2 separate regions of the Mus musculus genome follow, and region 2 is linked to region 1. A link is a contact called in ENCODE Hi-C data. All regions are on one chromosome and are shown on one strand. Each heading gives the region's core, a stretch centred on a gene start or an enhancer-like site at or near the end of the contact. The rest is flanking DNA. Distances are from core to core; before and after follow the strand shown. Region 1 holds the start of Mfsd14b (major facilitator superfamily domain containing 14B). Region 2 holds the start of Ice1 (interactor of little elongation complex ELL subunit 1).

Region 1 (6,548 bases), core at 2,428-4,927:
TCAAATGAGGCTGAGACACAGGAAGAAGTCAGAGCCTGAGCTGCCCAGGTCATAATAACGAGCAGTCTAATCCTGCATGAAAGCACAGATGTAATATAATAAGATACTTTTGTGTTTTAGAAAGACTTATTTTGTCTGCAGAATGGATGCTTATCTGAAAATGAACCTAAAAGATAAAGATGCTATACAGGTAAGTAAAACGAAGGCTATGAATTGAGGCAATGATGTAGTGAAGAGCAGGCACAGAGTGATTTGTCATAAATAGGGCACAGTGGTTACTTGGATGTAAGTGGGAGTGGGAAAAGAAGGGTAGGAGGTGAGTGAGATAGATAGAACATTTGATTAGTGATCACAAGGAGTGGCTGAGATAAGGAAGGAGTGACCTACATTAATACTAGTTTCTACTTTGGGTGTAGAGATAGTACTGCTCATATTGTAAATAATGCAGAGACAGCAATTAGCAGCTGCATATATCTTGAAGATGAGAAACAGGGATAATAGCAAGCAGGTCCTAATTTTTTTACATAGTTTACACACGTTAGAGAACTAACTCTTTGTCTACCCGGGCAACTTGAACATCTATCTTTCCTTTTTTTTTTTTCCAGACAGGGTCTCAGTATGTAACCCTGGTAGGCTTGGCACTTTCTAAGTTGACCAGGATGGCCTTGCCTTGCCTTTGCCTACAGAGTACTAGAAATTAAAGCCAAGTACCATCATACTCAACCTATCTTTTCTTATCAAATGCTAGTTCACTCACTATGGAAGTCTCCCCAAACTTCTTTTTAAAAAAGATTTATTTTATTTATATGAATACACTTTAGCTGACTTCAAACACACCAGAGGAAAGGTATCAGATCCCATTACAAATGGTTGTAGCCACCATGTGGTTGCTAGGAATTGAAGACCTCTGGAAGCACAGTTAGTGTTCTTAAACACTGAGCCATCTCGCCAGCCCTCTCTCCATACTTTTTATGTTGAAATTTTAAGATATTAATTCATGTTCTGAGAATAAGAGTAGTGTCTATATCTATACCTATATCTATACCTATATCATCTCTCTCTCTCTATCTATATCTGCGGAAATCTAATGAGAAGAAATAATTTTCATTTTGTTTTTTAACCCAAAGTTATTTTCCACGCTGAAAGAGATGTTTCCTCTTGTGTATCTTTTTATTAATATGAATCTAAGTCATGAGTCAATACAGAGTACTCCTGGACCAAACATGGTAATACTGGTTAGTGAGAATCATTATTTTTCTAATTCTATAAGATGCCAAATTATGTGGAATACATGGTATTCACTTGAATTAGAACATAATCAATTTCCATGATTTAAATGCCATACAATAAACAATCTCTAAAAAAATTATTTCATAAAGGGCTAGCGAGATGGTTTAGAGAAAAAGGAAATTTATTCCAAGCCTGAATGCCTGAGTTCAATGCTAGGGACTCATGTGGTGAAAGAAGTAAAGAAACCCCTAAAAGTTCTTCTCTAACCTCCACACATGAGCTGTACTCACATAGATACATAAAACAACATACCCAGCAATAAATTTAATTTCATTTATTATTATTTATTTATTATTATTTTTTTTAAAGAAGTGGTGAGGCCTGGTAGTATAGACCTTTATTCACCCACTCAGGAGGAAGTGGTAGGTAGACTTCTGTGAATTCAAGGCCAGCCTAATCTACATAGGTATTTCCAGGATAGCTAGGGCTACTTAGTTAACTCCAGCTCCAAAGATAAACAAACAAAACGAAACAAATCTGTACAGATTGCTTAATGACTATGAGCCCATACTGCTCTTTCAGAAGATTTGAGTTTGATTCCCAAGATAGGAGTTCAGTTCTCAGTTCCTATGCAGGGTGGATCACAACTTCCAGTAGCCCTACCTCCAGGGAATAGGCCACTTTTTAAAGGCATCCATGATTACCCATGTGCATCACACATCCATATAACACTCAGACTTATGTATATAAATAAAAATAAAAATGGCTTAAAGGTGGTGCACTTGATGAGTTTCATGTCCCAACACTACACATCAAGGCATCAAACATGGTTATATATACTTGCATGTGTACATGTTTTCCCTGCATGTGTGTATGTGTGTGTGTACCATGTATATGCTAAGGCCAGAGAGTGTGTCAGACCCCCAAATCTTGAGTTACAGTTGTGTGATGCCACACTGGTGCTGGTGCTGGGAACAGAACTTCTGTCCTCTGCAAGGACAGCAAGTGCTTTTAGTTTTGCGTCATCCCTCCAGTCCTCCAGGTTACATTTAAATCATTGCAGTTCAATTTGAGTTTTCACAAACTGGAATTTATTCAAAGAATATCTGAAAGACACGAGGTCCAGGCTGGCATTTTAACCAAATGGTATTAGATGTTTTTGTGTAGGTAGTATAGAGGGCAGGCTCAGAATCAACAAAACATGGTTGAAACAGAAGGAAAACTTAGGCTCATTAAAGGATATTGAGAAGCCAGCCCATCTCAATTCGAGTCTATAGCCAAGTTAAGTTTCTGTTTACTATAAAACTTGAAGTTTATATATTTCTCAGAGATGGGCTGCACCCTAGCCCAGTAACCATAGAATGTACTGTAATACCTCCCGCCCCAGCTACCTGTTTTTGAGAATGTTCTATACCAATACCCATTGTTCCATGACCCACTTTAACCTTGACCACCTGGTTTCACTTCTGTATCTACGATTCCATGCAAAATCCCCCACCCCATGGTTTTGCCCTATATAAAGGGCTTGAGAAGTTGGCTTGGGGCTGGTATTGTGAACCCCGTTTTAGGGGGAGACAGCTGCTGATTTGTCTCTGGTTTGTACACAATAAATCTTGCTTTAAACTGGCCATAATTTGGGTTGGTGATCTTTCGATTCACGTCTGTGAGATTAACAATATAATTTACAAAAATGACAGAAATCTGTAAATGTGCTTGACTTGTTTAAACATTCTGTCTCCAGTTATATTTAACAATTAAGAACAATGTCCAGTGTGGTGGCTTAAACCGACACCCAGCATATGGAAAACTGAGGCAAGATCATCAACATGTATTTAAGGCCAGCCTGGGTCATATATGAAGAAGGGTTGAGGACAATCTGCCTGAGATTGTGGATAAGAAAGTTCTAGGTTTAGTAAGTGCGAGCGTGCGTGCTTGCCTCTGGGGAGTGAGCATAGCTAGAGCCTATTGGAATACCAGGGAAGTGCTCTACCACTGAGCAATATATTCTGTGTAATTTTCTGTTAATCAGTGCATGGTTGGAGGCTTCTGAAATCCTGTCAATTGTAGACCACTTCCCCATTGCAGGATTACAGTTCCAGGGGCTGTGTGTCAGTTTGTTCTTTTTATAACTATCATCCTAGGAAAGGGGATAACATTTGAAATGTAAATAAAGAAAATATCTAGTAAAAAATCATTTACTTGGGGTAGGGGCTGGAAAGAACTCAGTTCCTATGCTACCTAAGGACCCAAGTCAGATCCCTAAAACCCACGAAAAGGGGGAAGGTGGGATGACGTGCAGTTGGAATTCTAGCCCGGGGTAGGAGTAAACAGTCCCTAGGACTCGCGGGCAGTCTAATCCAATCAGGAACGCTTTGGGTCCTTCCAGTCTCCGTTAAAATCTATAGGCCTGGAGTCCCTAGAAGATGACGCAGTTTTGATGCGCTACGCAGTCTGGGCGGAGCTTGCCCGAGCTTCTGGAGAGGGGTGGGCGTTCTAGGCGGGAGCTGCCTTTGCTGAGTTCTCCGGGCGGGACGCCGTCTCCCGACTGTTCGGGCGCTACTGAAAACTACTCACTGCCAGTGTCGGGGTCCTGTGTTCACGACCACCACTGAATAGTTGAGGGCCCTGTTCGCTTCCTGCACGGATCCAGCCTCGGCGTCCTCTCAGCAGCCGGTGTCGCCACTGGCGCCGCCGCCCGAGCGGCAGGCCGCTGCGGATCGCGGAGCCCATGAAGGCTCGGGCCCCGCCGCCGCAGTGGCGGCGTCGCCAGTGTCTTGGAGCGCTCCGAACCTGCTCTGGCATGACGGCGGCATGAGCACGGACGGGGAGTCGCCGGAGGAGCCGAGGTGGAAGGCGGTGGCCTCACCCAAGGCGTCAACCATGCCTGAGAAGCGCGGGAGCGCTCAGGCCGCGAGCGGCAGCTGGGTAAGTTTTGACTGGGTTCGGACAGGGACTCTGGGATTGTGGCTGTTCTAGGAGAGCCAGGTTCTTTGAAAAGCTGGCTTTCCTATCAACTCCTCCCCAGACGAACCTCTAGGAGATTTGGTTATTGATTCAAAAGCCACCAGACGCGGGACAGTAATATAATTTGGATATAATTCTGTGCAAATTGACAGAAATCTTCTGGGCACAGATTTTGTCCACAGCAACTTAGACAGTGTGTGTGTGTCAGTCTGTCTTAAAGCCTTCATTTTTCGCAGTCTCCGGAATTGCCTACAGGGATGCTGGAGGTCAAAGTGGGAGGCGCCTGATACTTCCTCCTCCTCTGGGTTTCAGAAGTGGCCTTAGTGTAGTAAGAGGAAGCTGAAGATCTCTGTACCTGAAGGTGAAAGTTCAGCCTGATCTCCTTTAGTGACATGTAAAGTTGAGATGAGTTTGACAGCTAGGGAAGGCTTATTTTCCTTGACCTGGATTCACAGTACAGACCTTACCAGTGCCACTTTTTCTTCTTCTTCTTTTAATGGTTGGAAACTAAGCACAGGGACTAATGTCATTTCTTCAGTCATAAGTATAAAAAGGATTTTTGGGGAAGGATCTACTTAGGACTTAAAACTTAAAGTTTTGCAGTGAATTGAGTACAAACTCTTGCAACTATGGGAAAGTTTGTTCAATGAGAAATAGGAATTTATTTAAATATGATATGTGTGGTCATGTGTTTTTCCTGTTTTTAAGCTTGCATATTTAATTTCTGTTAAAGAATACTAAGTGGTTCCAAGTGCATACTTGACTGTGTGAATTCATCTTTGGTACAATTGGGAGGGTAGAGAATTAGTAGTATGCAGAATGAAATCTCAAGTCAAAATTCAAACATGCAAAAATTTTGAGGTAAAACAGAACCACATACTATATCACATAGTATATTTTAGTAAGGGCTTACTAGGTACAAAATTGCTGCAACTCTCAAAAGTCTGCCAAGTACAGACCTTAAAGTCTTGTTCTGTCTGCATTCTTGTGGCTCATTTCCTTGATGTTTTAGACCTAGAGTAGAGCTGGCTTTTAGTCCTGATTCTACCAGAGTTTTACCACTCAGTGCCTGATCTGTTAAATGGTCATGTATTGAAGAAGCATAGGGGGATAATTTTTTTTCCCAAAGCTAAGGTTTTTCTAATGTAGAAAGCTTACCTTGTGGGGTAATTTCTGTAAAATTGGTTTTTCTCATTAAATAGGTTACACTTTACTTTCTAAATGAAACTAAATTACCAGTTCACCTTCTTGGCTTCCACTAGTGGATGGACAGTACTAATTAGTGGACAAGCCAAGCCAAGCCCAAGGAATGTGCCAGCTAGAAGTCAGTGTAGGGTATTTTTTCTCTATTTCTTTCTACCTGACTCTTTTAAATTTGTTTTATATATTTACTGTTTATGTATACTGTGTGTGGGTTCAAGAGCACATATGTTTTGAAACCTTATGTTTTGAAACCAAAGCTCCTTCAACGTGGAGCTCACAGCCTTTCTAGACTGGCTGGTTAGTGAGTCTCAAGGATCCTCCTATCTCTGCTTCGTACACTCATCCCATCCCTTCTCTGTATAGCCCTGGCTGTCCTGGAACTCAATTTGTAGACCAGGCTGGCTTCGAACTCAGAAATCCGCCTGCCTCTGCCTCCCGAGTGCTAGGATTAAAGGCGTGTGCCACCACACCTGGCTACATCCCATCCCTTCCTGCTAATCCCAGTACTTGGGTTACCAGCACATTCACCTTGCCCAGCTTTTTATATATATATTAGATATGAACTCAGATCCTTTTGGCTTGTATGTCAGGTATTTACAGAACTATCTCCTCAGCCCATGTATGGATTCTGAATGGTCATACTCTCCTTGTGAGCCCTTACCATGATAAAAAATATTCAGTTCTTTCCCATTTTCTAATTTAGAAAGGAGCCAGACCCCAGTCTAAAACCAATGTGCTTGAAACAAGAACTTTGGTGGTGTTATTTATTCAAAGAAACCTAGACTCTGTTTATTCACTTACCTTTCTATGGATCCTAATGCTTATCTAATTTTGGGCAAAGGTAAATTACTCACATTCTTTCCTCAACTTTGGGAGTAGTAGATCCAGTCATATTTGGTTAATGAGAATGCTGGTTTTTTATTCTTTTTTCTTTTCTTTTTTTACCATATAGTTAATGAGGTAACTTAGCATGTATAGGGCTAGATGGAAAGTGTAAAAACAACAGATATCTTTAATCATTGGTGCTTATGCATGTCATATGCCAGAATTTCCAAGTTATATATTTTTTAGTTTTCATAGTTTTTTCCAGAATTACTTTCAAATACTGTAACTTCCATGATTTGATTTTATTCTAATGAGTTATTCCGAGG
Region 2 (6,548 bases), core at 1,573-4,072, 5.5 Mb before region 1:
GCTGGGGTTTTGCCAGAATGTACTAGAGTGAGAAGATGAGGGTTTCTTCTCGGCTAAGGCAATATGCATTAACAATAAATAAATAAAAATAAACCCAACCAGCTGGGCAATAAAATTACTATGAAGATAAATCTGTAGGGATCAGAAGTAAGAATTGAACAATTGTGAGGGTCAACCTCCATCACCCTGGTTACAACATCACAAGCAACTTGGTGATTGGACCTATGTCCTGTGGCTTGTAGGAGGCTCAACTGGATGGTTTGGTGTGCTTCACATGGCACACTGTTCTCTCATGCATCTACCCTTTTGCCCTTCTCTAACTGTCCCAGGAAAAGAGAAAGACAGACAGACCGACAGACAGACAAACACAGACACAGACACACACACACACACTCACACACAGAGACAGAGAGAGAGAGAGAGAGAGAGAGAGAGAGAGAGAGAGAGAGAGAGAGAGCACAAGAGCATTCTAGAGAGGAACCAGTGTCCTGGCTCTCAACCCCACTGTAAGACCATTGATCCTTGTATCCACAGGAATCCCATGTTGGAAGAAGGAAATGGCTGAAGCCAAAAGCCAACCAGAACGGAAGCCTGTATCTAGACAAAGATTTTTCTCACCGTTTTGGCAGCTTGTCAGATAGCCTTTCAGCAGAAGCTAGAGCAGACACAATAGTGGGTTTATGATAGGAAGGACCACAGCTACCGTGACTACCCATGCATACTTCCTGCTCTCTACTTAAACCTAAACCCAGGTCAGGATTCTGAAGATGGGCTTTGGATCAGGGCTGAGGTTGGGGAAATCTTTTTTTTTTTAATTACTGGATCTTTCTTCTTCCTAATGTGACCACTTTGGAGATATCTTTTTCTGCTTTTAACTATAAAGTATGCCCTTTAATTGGCCTGTTGAGGTTGGGTGGCCAGACCTAGCTTGTTAGTTGGGGATTGACTCTGACCCAACCAAAACCCATGTTCTTCTTGTAACCTTACACATTCTGTTCGCCAGCCTCTGAGGAAACCTGGACCTTCTACACAGACTGTCAGGTTATGGGCCTGTCTTGCTTGGGTGCAAATAGCAATGACAAGGCATTCAGCTATTTCTGGGTATCTATATGGTCTTTCAACGTCAAAGAAGATAGCTTGAAGACAGAACAGGGTGTGAGGGTTTTGAGTTGCATTTTCCATCCCGAGGCTTAGGACAGATGTGCAGGGTCTGGATGCCCTCTTAATAAATTATAGTGGCTATTCCTGGTTGTCAACTTGACTATATCTGGAATGAACTACAATCCAGAATTGGAAGGCTCACCTGTGATCCTAATCTGGTGGCTGGGAGATACAAGTTTCTGACCTGGATCTTATCGTGGAGATTTTTTTTTTAAGATTTATTTATTATTATATGTAAGTACACTGTAGCTGTCTTCAGACACACCAGAAGAGGGAGTCAGATCTTGTTACGGATGGTTGTGAGCCACCATGTGGTTGCTGGGATTTGAACTCTGGACCTTCGGAAGAGCAGTCAGGTGCTCTTACCCGCTGAGCCATCTGACCAGCCCCTATCGTGGAGATCTTGAGGCATATACTGGCTATGAATCCCAAGAGATTAAGATTGGAAGCTCTCTGAGTTCAAGGTCATCTGGGACAAAGCAAGTCCCAGATCCAGGCATGGTGACACACACCTTTAATTTGGGCCGTATCTTCTGCTAGAGACCTACATAAGGACATTAGATGAAGAAAGATAGGCTCTCTCTTCTTTGCCTGCTTGCCCTGTGGAACTGAGCAACTGCTAGATCGTTGGACTTCCATTCACAGCTGCTGCTGACCATTGTTGGCGAGTTGGACTACAGAGTATAAGTCATCAATAAATTCCCTTACTATATAGAGTCTACCCATAAGTTCTGTGACTCTAGAGAACCCTCACTAATAAATGCAACACTGTTGTTGAGATTGGGACTTTGTAACCAGAAGATGAGGAGCCGCCAGAAACTTCCTAGTAGACAGATACTGATGGCAACAAAGTTTCTGAGGAGAGTGGATACAATGCTAGGATGTCAGCGAGAGTTCAAGCCCTGATTTCAAGTGGCTTTTAAAGCTGAATGAGGATTTCTTCTTTCCACCTCTCCAGCCTAAGGGTGAAGATGACTGGGAAACCGGCTCGAAGGGGTTTGTCTGGTTGGCTGCGTGCAGACACACCCCACACGTTAGTAGCAGAGCATGGAGCCCTAGAGGTTGGCCTCCAGGCGGTGCTCACCCTGCCGCTGCGAGGCACTCCGGGAATTGTAGTTTTTCTTCCGCTCCCTGCCTGTCTACTGGGAGAATAGTGCAGTAGCTCTGCAAGAAGCGTTCGCACTTTCCAAACCCAGGCTCGGGTCCTCCTTCGGTGGTCGGCATGCCAATGACATCGCAAAACCCCCGCCCCTTGGAGGCTGAAGGGATTTAGGCGTCTACACAGGGCCTGTAATGAGGCAGCTGACAGATGCACAGACAGTTCGTGAAGGCAGGCCCTGGCTCTTGTTCATCTCTTCCAAGATGTGTCCTAAGGCTTTGCTTTTTGTACGACCACGCTTCGTTCTGGCTTTTTGATCAGGCGGATCTGCGGGCAGCCCCGACGGGGGGCGGGGCTGGGTGGGGCGGGGACCTCGTGTGCTGTCGTCGCTTTGGGCCCTCGGGGCTGCGCCGCTCTCAAGTGCCCTGGGCTGCTTCGCTGGTCTGAGCCCTAGGCCGGCTCCACGGGGACCTTGGCGCACGCATGGACCTGCCCGCGCCCGGCGGGAAGCGGCCAGGCTGGCGGTGGCTGGGGCGGCGGAGCAGGGCCGAGGCAGCGGGCCCCTGAGCGCGCGCCCTGCAGGCCGGGCCGCAGCACCATGATGCCCGGCGAGACGCACCCGGCGGCGCCCGGGCCAGCCGACCTCGCGCGGTGTCAGGGCTGCGCCTCCCTGCAGCAGGTACGCAGGATCCCTGGCTGACCCTTTTGCGCCGTTTTGGGGGCGGGTGCCGGTGCTTTGTTTAATCACGGACAGAATTGGTTCAGCTGCTGCGATGCCGGCGGCGGACAGAGTGAGCGTGCTCTTCAGGACTCCTCGTCTTCCCGACTCAGGGTTTGCAGGGCCCAGTTTGGTTGGTGGGTGACGCTGTCTACGCGCGGAGGGAATCTTCCTCTCTGTGATGAAGGCCTCCTCGCACTCCTAATTATTTGTTGTTTGAAGGCAAGGGTTTTATGTTGCGTGCCCAGGTCGCTAGACTTCCAAGATTCCGGAACGGAACTGCATTTTAGCTTACACGTATCTATTAATATACTGCCAAGCTTAGCTTTTGTTAAGTAGCATGTTAGTTGTCTGATTAAAATTGTCCAATAAACATACGTGGGTCTAGGTAGTTTGTTACAGTGTCATGTCCTGTTCTTAACAATGGATCGCTGCAGATGGGTTCTAGGTTTTACTGATGCAATAGAAATAGTCCCCAGTGCTCAGGGCTGGAGACTCGCACAGCTTTCTGTCTTAGAGTTCCATTCACCTATTGTCAGTGGCAAAACGGAACTTGCCCTTGCTCCCGTTCAGTTCATCCCCTTTCTACCCAGTGTTCTAAGCACTGTTCATATTCTGGTAAACCACCTGGACACGGATAAGATGAACGTGCGCAAGTACGACTCGACAGGATTTTAGATGTTGGGAAGGAAATAATGGAAGATGTCAGGGGGTTCTGGTGAGGTGGTGTTGAGGCAGTGGGAGTTGTGAATGTTGAAAAGTAGCTCTGGAGATCGGTTTTAACAAGTGGGACGGTTTCTTGATGTTTGATGAGCAAAGCCTGTGGCAGCCTCGGGGTTGGTGAGACGAGATAAGGGATGCAGACTAGCTAGCTATCTGTGGAAGTTTGCTTTTTATTGTAAAGTGCAATGTCTCTGCGCCGATTCGTATGTTCTAGTTGCTTGGAGAATAGGAAATGGTTTGGCACTCTCATAGAGAAGATGGAGAGTCAAGCCATGTTGTAGCTAGGCCACATCGTGTAGGCATCTTATAACCCTCCCCTCCCTTAAAAGATTCTGAATGGAACGCTTCTTTAATGGACCATATTTGTGTTTTGAGCCTATTTACTCAAATTTTTTGATCCCCTGCTAGTTTATAACAATGTACGCAAAGAGAAGAGGAAAGTTACATTAGAAGCAACATATTGGTAACAAACAGGCAAAAGTAGGAGGGGAGAGTGGGTAAGGACCAGGCTTTTGGCTGCTGAGATTTTCTGGTCTTTGGAAAAATCGTATTTGAACAAGGTTATAGGAGAGCGAGTTCGGTTGATTTCTTTGAAGCCCGACATCCTAGTGGATGCCTCAAGGCCTGGGGTAGTTGCTTTCCTGGTGTGCTTGAGAAGACCGGTGAGGCCACAGCAGACTGAAGATTTAGGATTTGCAGAGGTCAGAAGAGCCAGAAGAGCCCTGGTTGTGTGGTTCTCATACACCCACACCGTTGTATGAGCTTGGGCTTCTCTGGATGAGGTGGTGGTGAATCATTGCAGGTATTTGAACAGACAGCTGTGTGACCCATTCTTCTTAGCCCTCTGGAGAGCTGCATTCACACACTGCTCACCAGGAGTCCCTGTCCTGTTGAGTGAGCAGTGCCATTGATTTCTTTAGGTTGCTTAGGCCAGAAACTGGTGGCTATCCTGGTGCCTTCCTTCTTTGACAGCCTGCATCCAGTCCGTTTGCTGGGTCTCTTGTTCCCACCGCCTGTCTTTATTTTGGCCTGGAAGCTGCTGCTTTTGCTTCCCAAGGACACCTTTGTTCCCTCCCTCCAGGTCACACTTTGGGGAGCAGGGAATAAAGGAGAGGTTCCTTTAGCTCTGTATAGGCCTGGTCTGTAAACCTTCTCCCTTAAGAGGCAAGATCATAAATAACTGTGCTTTGGGAAGTTGTTCACACCTGCTCACTTGCCACTGAGGTGTGAAAGCAGCCACAGACAAGAGTAAAAGAGCCCCAGGGCTGTGCTCCCACCAAGAGGAGGGTTGCTTCTGAAAAGGCTTTCCAGGCAGTAGTGTTTCAGAGCTAGCTTGAGCTCTGTATTTAATTTGCAAAGTGAGTCTGGCAAGATGGTAGAACATCCTAGGAGGCTCTGTGCTTATATCCTGTATGTTGAGAGATGGAAGCTTTTCTCTATTAATGTAACCAAAGCAAAGTATGTAGAAAAGCTTAAAAGTCACAGGTGGAAGGCACAAGATGAATCGACGAATGGGAGCTGTGTTTGATAAAAGGCAAATTATCTCACTAAAGTGATCTAGTGAGTATTAAGGGAGGAGTTCGTCAAAGCTCTAGGGGACAGAATGATAGCAGGAAAAGCCCTGGGTGTAAGAAGCAGAGCCGGGTGAAGTGATTGAATGGTTCTCAGGTCCAGGATGTGGAGGATTCCAGGGTTTCAGCCCTTGAGTACCCACATGAAGTGTGGTGGAAGAAGGAAAGGAAGCTGAGGTGGAAAGATTGTTGGAAATCTGGGCTTTAAAACCTTAGACTGGGGTGGTTTAGCTATTTTTCAGATATTTGTGAAATATATTTGGAATGTCCTAATGTACTTCCAAGGGACTGGAAGCCAGTTTTAGGTTTCTGTGGGCTTGGAGTTCATAATAAGAATCTTTTTCTGGTGGAGGGGTTAGGTAGTATTTTCAGTCACTTGAACTCTGACAGCCTTTAGCTTCTGTAGAGAATCTGTCAGCTGGGTCTGAGCCCTTGAATAAGAAAGCATGGAATAGGGAGGAGTAGAAAGAGATAAGAAGACTTACAGAGAAACTAGGTTGCTTGCCTGTGGGGAGGAGAAAGATGACTGAACATCATCACAGCAAGTGTTTGCTGTGTGTAGCTTAAATTTCTCTGGAGAGAAATAGCAGGAGAAGCCGTTGATACTTCTCATTCCTCAGAAGAAGTCCACATAGTCTTTCCCTCAGTTGCACCTGCTCTGATGCTGGGCCTTCATTCTGACTTGGAGTCTTAGGGTAGAGGGGCCCTGTTCTGAACTGAAAAGTCCTTTGCTTGCAGAACACCTTGCTGTCGGTGGCCCCTGTTTTCTTTAGAATGGAATATACAGTTGCCTTTTTATCTGCCCTGTCAGAAGTGTATCTAAAGGCAGCTGTGCTTCCCAGCATCTTAAGTATCTTTTGATAGTTTCACAGAGTACTCTTGACCTTTGGGTTGTACTAATTTGTTACTGATCTGTAGCCCAGCAGCCACATATTCTAGAACCTCAGTAGTCACAAAACCCATTGCTGGCCTGAGTCTCTTGGTGCTATGTAAATTAGGCAAGCATTGAGTTGCGCAGTTTTAGATTAAAGCCAAGGGACTAGTTGTTAAAGGCACTTTCCTTTTGGAGAACATTTGAGACTCTGCACTTTGCATTAGAGTTGGTCAGCATGTAATGGCTGCAGATAGTCCCCAGAACAGGAAACTGGTAAGAAGTATTTCATTTAAAGGATCCTCAACCTGCAAAGAAGCTCCAGGAGCTTAAATGGTGAATGCTGAGAGAACATAGTTGTTAGACAGCTGCAGAGACCCCTTTCCTAACCCGGAGCACCCCTCC

What was found. A loop is a pair of places that touch in the nucleus more often than their neighbours do.
Region 2: a loop to region 1 is called in a map of heart, with 7 times the contacts of the local background. The contact joins the promoter of Ice1 here to the promoter of Mfsd14b in region 1. A Hi-C loop is called at or near these places in 2 of 37 maps with a recorded cell type or tissue (heart and left cerebral cortex).

What each region holds. Positions count from the first base shown.
Region 1 is chr13:65,110,111-65,116,658 of GRCm38, reverse strand. It overlaps Mfsd14b (major facilitator superfamily domain containing 14B), which reads left to right and starts at 3,677. Exons shown (of 12, transcript NM_133680.3): 1 at 3,677-4,155. The coding sequence starts at 4,042.
Region 2 is chr13:70,633,908-70,640,455 of GRCm38, reverse strand. Ice1 (interactor of little elongation complex ELL subunit 1) reads left to right here and starts at 2,822. Exons shown (of 19, transcript NM_144837.3): 1 at 2,822-2,939. The coding sequence starts at 2,859.